Linked DNA regions of Homo sapiens: region 2 is linked to region 1. A link is an interaction called in ENCODE POLR2A ChIA-PET data of the cell type or tissue named here. Cell type or tissue: HepG2. All regions are shown on one strand. Links, peaks and the distances in the headings refer to the core of each region. The heading gives the core; the rest is flanking DNA. Region 1 overlaps ADPRHL1 (ADP-ribosylhydrolase like 1). Region 2 has its middle 17 kb from the start of GRTP1.

What was found. Peaks named below come from ENCODE experiments on the same cell type or tissue, not always from the same donor. Only the 100,000 strongest peaks of a DNase experiment are listed, where the experiment ranks them.
Region 2: POLR2A ChIA-PET joins it to region 1 with 6 read pairs; 1 of 35 experiments calls an interaction of 5 or more read pairs at or near these places.

What each region holds. Positions count from the first base shown.
Region 1 is chr13:113,436,398-113,439,309 of GRCh38, reverse strand. The region is part of intron 2 of ADPRHL1 (ADP-ribosylhydrolase like 1); the gene reads left to right. Among named protein-coding and RNA genes, the nearest start is that of ADPRHL1, 16 kb to the left of the region's middle. In HepG2, for the core only: no CTCF peak of the experiment used is centred there; a DNase peak (open chromatin) is centred at 1,529; H3K4me3 peaks cover 364 bases.
Region 2 is chr13:113,379,989-113,382,900 of GRCh38, reverse strand. No RefSeq gene overlaps it. Among named protein-coding and RNA genes, the nearest start is that of GRTP1, 17 kb to the right of the region's middle. In HepG2, for the core only: a CTCF peak has its summit at 2,693; DNase peaks (open chromatin) are centred at 1,650 and 2,710; H3K27me3 peaks cover 477 bases.

The DNA.
Region 1 (2,912 bases), core at 223-2,722:
CTCTACTAAAAATACAAAAATTAGCTGGGCGTGGTGGTGCACACCTGTAGTCCCAGCTATTCAGGAGGCTGAGGCACAAGAATCACTTGAACCCGGGAGGCGGAGGTTGCAGTGAGCTGAGATTGTGCCATTGCACTCCAGCCTGGGCAACAGAGTCAGAGTGAGACTCCGTCTCAAAAAAAGAAAAAAAAAAGGAAAGAGAATTTCAGTCCCTGATGGCTTCACAGGGTATTTACCAAATGTTTGAGGAATAAATAATATAAATTGTACATAACTCTTCCAAAAGATTGAAGAAGAGGAATACTTCCCAAATTCATTTTTCTGCTCTCCAGGAAACTCTATTTAATGAATGAAAAGGCAAGTCAAAGCTGGGAGAAAATATTTGCAAAGCAGATATCTGATAAGGACTTGAGTCCAAAATGCATAAAGAACTCTTCCAACTTAAGAAGAAGAAAGCAAGCAACCCCATACAAAAATGGACAAGAGGGCCAGGTGTGGTGGCTCACACCTATAATCCCAGCACGTTGGAAGACTGAGCCAGGAGGATCACTTGGACCCAGGAGTTCCAGCCCAGCCTGAGCAACATACTGAGATGCCATCTCTATTATAAAAAAGAAATTTTTTTTTTGAGATGGAGTCTCGCTCTGTCACCCAGTGGCACAATCTCGGCTCACTGCAACCTCTACCTCCTGGGTTCAAGCAATTCGCCTGCCTCAGCCTCCAGAGTAGCTGGGACTACAGGTGCGTGCCACCATGCCACTTAATTTTTGTATTTTTAGTAGAGACAGGGGTTTCACTATGTTGGCCAGGCTGGTCTCGAACTCCTGACCTCAGGTGATCTGCCTGCCTTGGCCTCCCAAAGTGCTGGGATTACAGGCATAAGCCACCATGCCCAACTATAAAATTTTTTTAAAAGAATAAAACATGGGCAAAACTTCTCCAAAGAAGATATATGGGTGGACAATAAGCACAAAATCATGCTCACCATCTTCCGTCATTAGAAAAATGCAAATAAAACCACAATGAGATACCATTACATAACTAACAGAATGGCTAAAATTTTTAAAAATGTAGCAAGTGCTGTCAGGGCTGTGGAAGATCTACTGGAGGGACATCAAATGGTTCTACCACTCTGACTCTGGAAACCCATTTGGCAGTTTCTTTAAAAGTTAAACATTCTGCCAGGCGTGGTGGCTCATGTCTGTAATCCCAGCACTTTGGGAGGCCAAGGCAGGCTGATCACCTGAGGTCAGGAGTTCAAGACCAGCCTGGCCAACAAGGTGAAACCTCATCTCTGCTAAAAATACAAAAACTAGCCAGGCATGGTGGTGTGTGCCTGTAATCCCAGCTACTCAGGAGGCTGAGGCAGGAGAACTGCTTGAACCTGGCAGGCGGAGGTGCACTGAGCTAAGATTAGGCTGCTGCACTCCAGCCTGGGCCACAGAGCAAGACTCCATCTCAAACAAACAAAAAAGTTAAACATTCATCACCACGTGATCTGGAGGCTCTGCCCCAGCATTCGCCCAAGAGAAGAGAGCCTCTGTCCACACCAGGATCTGGTGCCTCATGCTCAGAGCCCCAGACTGGACACAGCCCAAACTGCAGGTCTGCAGATAGAGCAGCCATGGCAGATCAATGCAAGAGGGAGCTATTCAGCCATAAAAAGGAATCACTATTGATCCCCAACAACGTGGGCGCTTCTCAGAGCAGTTATAAGGAGTGACAAAAGCCAGGCGGAAAGCACGGCACGTTCTCCGTGATTCTGTTTACACAGGGCCTGGAACACGCCGAGTAACACGCACGGTCGCAGCAGTGGGGCTTGGGAGAGGCAGGAGGACGGATTGCAGAGGGCACCGGCGGCTTCAGGGTCAACAGAGGCATTCACTCTGCACCTGGGTGCTGGGTCCCGGGGTACACCTGTGTTCACCCTGCGCCTGGGTGCTGGGTCCTGGGGTACACCTATGTTCACTCTACACCTGGGTGCTGGGTCATGGGGTACACCTGTGTTCACCCTGCGCCTGGGTGCTGGGTCCCGGGGTACACCTATGTTCACTCTATGTGTGGGTGCCGGGTCCCGGGGTACACCTGTGTTCACTCTACGTGTGGGTGCTGGGTCCCGGGGTACACCTATGTTCACTCTACGTGTGGGTGCTGGGTCCCGGGGTACACCTGTGTTCACTCTACGTGTGGGTGCTGGGTCCCGGGGTACACCTATGTTCACTCTACGTGTGGGTGCTGGGTCCCGGGGTACACCTATGTTCACCCTGCGCCTGGGTGCCGAGTCCCAGGGTACACCTATGCTCACTCTACACCTGGGTGCTGGGTCCCGGGGTATACCTATGTTCACTCTACACCTGGGTGCTGGGTCCCGGGGTACACCTATGTTCACTCTACGTGTGGGTGCTGGGTCACAGGGTACACCTATGTTCACTCTACACCTGGGTGCCGGGTCCCGGGGTACACCTATGTTCACCCTGCGCCTGGGTGCCGGGTCCCGGGGTACACCTGTGTTCACTCTACACCTGGGTGCCGGGTCCCGGGGTACACCTATGTTCACCCTGCACCTGGGTGCCGGGTCCCGGGGTACACCTATGTTCACCCTACACCTGGGTGCTGGGTCCCGGGGTACACCTGTGTTCACTCTACACCTGGGTGCCGGGTCCCGGGGTACACCTATGTTCACCCTGCACCTGGGTGCCGGGTCCCGGGGTACACCTATGTTCACTCTACACCTGGGTGCCGGGTCCCGGGGTACACCTATGTTCACCCTGCGCCTGGGTGCCGGGTCCCGGGGTACACCTGTGTTCACTCTACACCTGGGTGCCGGGTCCCGGGGTACACCTATGTTCACCCTGCACCTGGGTGCCGGGTCCCGGGGTACACCTATGTTCACCCTACACCTGGGTGCTGGG
Region 2 (2,912 bases), core at 327-2,826, 57 kb after region 1:
ACGAAACTCCGTCTCAAAAAAAAAAAAAAAAAGGAACAGTCAGCAGAGTAAACAAACAACTGACAGAGTAGGAGAAAATCTTCACAATCTATACATCTGACTAACATCCAGAATCTACAACAAACTCAAACAAATTAGCAAGAAAAAAAAAAAACAATTCCATCAAAAAGTGGGCTAAGGACATGAATAGACAAGTCTCAAAAGAAGATATACAAATGGCCAACAAATATATGGAAAAATGCTCAACATCACTAATGATCAGGGGAATGCAAATCAAAACCACAATGCAATACCACCTTACTCCTGCAAGAATGGCCATAATCAAAACATCAAAAAGTGATAGAAGTTGGTATGGATGCGGTGAACAGGGAACACTTCTATACTGCTGGTGGGAATCTAAACTAGCACAACCATTATGGAAAACAGTGTGGAGATGCCTTAAAGAACTAAAAGTAGAACAACTGTTTGGTCCAGCAATCCGACTACTGGGTATCTACCCAGAGGAAAAGAAGTCATTATACAAAAAAGATACTTGCACATGCCTGTTTAGAGCAGCACAATTTGCAATTGCAAAATGTGGAACCAGCCCAAATGTGCCCATCAACTAACGAGTGGATAAAGAAACTGTGATATATATATATATGATGGAATACTACTCAGCTATAAAAAGAAATGAATTGGCCGGGCACGGTGGCTCAAGCCTGTAATCCCAGCACTTTGGGAGGCCAAGGCGGGCAGATCACGAGGTCAGGAGATCCAGACCATCCCGGCCAACATGGGAAAACCCCGTCACTACTAAACATACAAAAATTAGCTGGGAGTGGTGGTGCGTGCCCGTAATCCCAGCTACTTGGGAGGCTGAGGCAGGAGAATCGCTTGAACCCGGGAGGCAGAGGTTGCAGCAAGCCAAGATTGAGCCATTGCACTCCAGCCTGGTGACAGAGCGAGACTCCATCTCAAAAAAAGAAAGAAAGAAAGAAAGAAATGAATTAATGGCATTCACAGCAACCTGGATGAGATTGGAGACTCTTATTCTAAGTGAAGTAACTCAGGAATGGAAAACCAAACATGATACGTTCTCACTCATAAGTGGGAGCTAAAACATGAGGATGCAGAGGCATAAATAAGAATGACACGAAGGGGAGGGCGCGGTGGCTCACGCCTGCAATCCCAGCACTTTGGGAGGCTGAAGTGGGCGGATCACAAGGTCAGGAGTTTAAGACCAGCCTGGCCAATATGGTGAAACCCCATCTGTACTAAAAATACAAAAATTAGCCGGGCATGGTCGTGGGTGCTTGTAGTCCCAGCTACTTGGGAAGCTGAGGCAGGAGAATCGCTTCAACCTGGGAGGTGGAGGTTGCAGTGAGCTGAGATTGAGCCACTGCACTCTTGTCTGGGTGACAGAGTGAGACTCTGTCTCAAAAAAAAAAAAAGAAAGTAAAGAAATAAAGAATGGCTGCTCCATAGGCAGAGCAGCTGAGGGCTGCTGGTTGGTTGCCCATTTTTATGGTGATGTCTTGATGATATGCTAAACAAGGGGTGGATTATTCATGCTCCCTTTTTAGACCATATAGGGCAACTTCCTGACGTTGCCATGGCATCTGTAAACTGTCACGGAGCTGGTGGGAGTGTAGCAGTGCCGACCATCAGAGGTCAGGTTTGTGGTCACCAGAGGTCAGGTTTGTGGTCACCAGAGGTCACTCTTGTCGCCAGTTTGGTTTTGGTGGGTTTGGCCAGCTTCTTTTTTTTTTTTTTTTTTTTTTTTTCTGAGACAGAGTTTCGCTCTGTCACCCAGGCTGGAGTGCAGTGGCACAGTGGCGCGATCTCGGCTCACTGCAAGCTCCGCCTCCCGGGTTCAAGCAATTCTCCTGCGTCTGCCTCCCGAGTAGCTGGGACTACAGGCGCCCGCCACCACGCCTGGCTAATTTTTTTGTATTTTTAGTAGAGACAGGGTTTCACTGTGTTAGCCAGGATGGTCTCGATCTCCTGACCTCGTGATCCGCCCGCCTCAGCCTCCCAAAGTGCTGGGATTACAGGTGTGAGCCACCACGCCCGGCCAGGGTTTAGCCGGCTTCTTTACTGCAACCTGTCTTTATGACCTGTATCTTGTGCTGACCTCCTATGTCATCCTGTGACTTGGAATGTCTAACCTCCTGGGAATGCAGTCCAGAAGGTCTCAGCCTTTTACCCAACTCCCATTCAGGATGGTGTTGCTCTGGTTCAAACGCCTCTAACCCAGTCCTATTTTAATGTTTCTCTGGGCCTGATCATTGGAAAGGATTTGCCTTCCTCAGATGCAAGTTCTTTTCTTTCCTTAGCACGGTCCTCAGAGGAGTGAAATCCACTGAGACATAAATGAGAAGGTGGGTGCTAGGTGCTGGGGAAGGGAGTGGGGAGTGTGTGATCAGTGGGTCCAGAGTTCACTTCGGGAGGATGGAAAGTTCTGGAGAGGACAGTGGTGTTGGCTGCACTTCATGCCGCTGAACTGCAAGCTTCAAATGGTTAAGATGGTCAATTTTATGTTATATAGATATTGCCAAACGTTAAAAAGGGGAAGGGGACAGCATGCGGGCCTATCTCTGACGGACAGGGAGGAGACGCCTGCTGAGTGAAGGGGAACCACCGCAGGAGGCAGGGAGGGGTCAGCCAGCATCCACTCCCTCCACAGCTGAAGGCTGCAGCTCCAGGCGGTGAGGGGCGGCTCCTACCTGCCGGGAGCTGGTTGTTGATAAATGTCAACGGCCTCTAAAAATAAACACCCTCCTCCTGGACTTACGCCTCTCTGGGCCGCTTGTTTAATTATTCTTTCCTAAGTGGCTCCCGCAAACAAATCTGTGGCTATGAGCATAGTTTTTCATACTTATATTATTTTATTAAATTTTATTTTTAATGTACAAATAATAATTGCATAT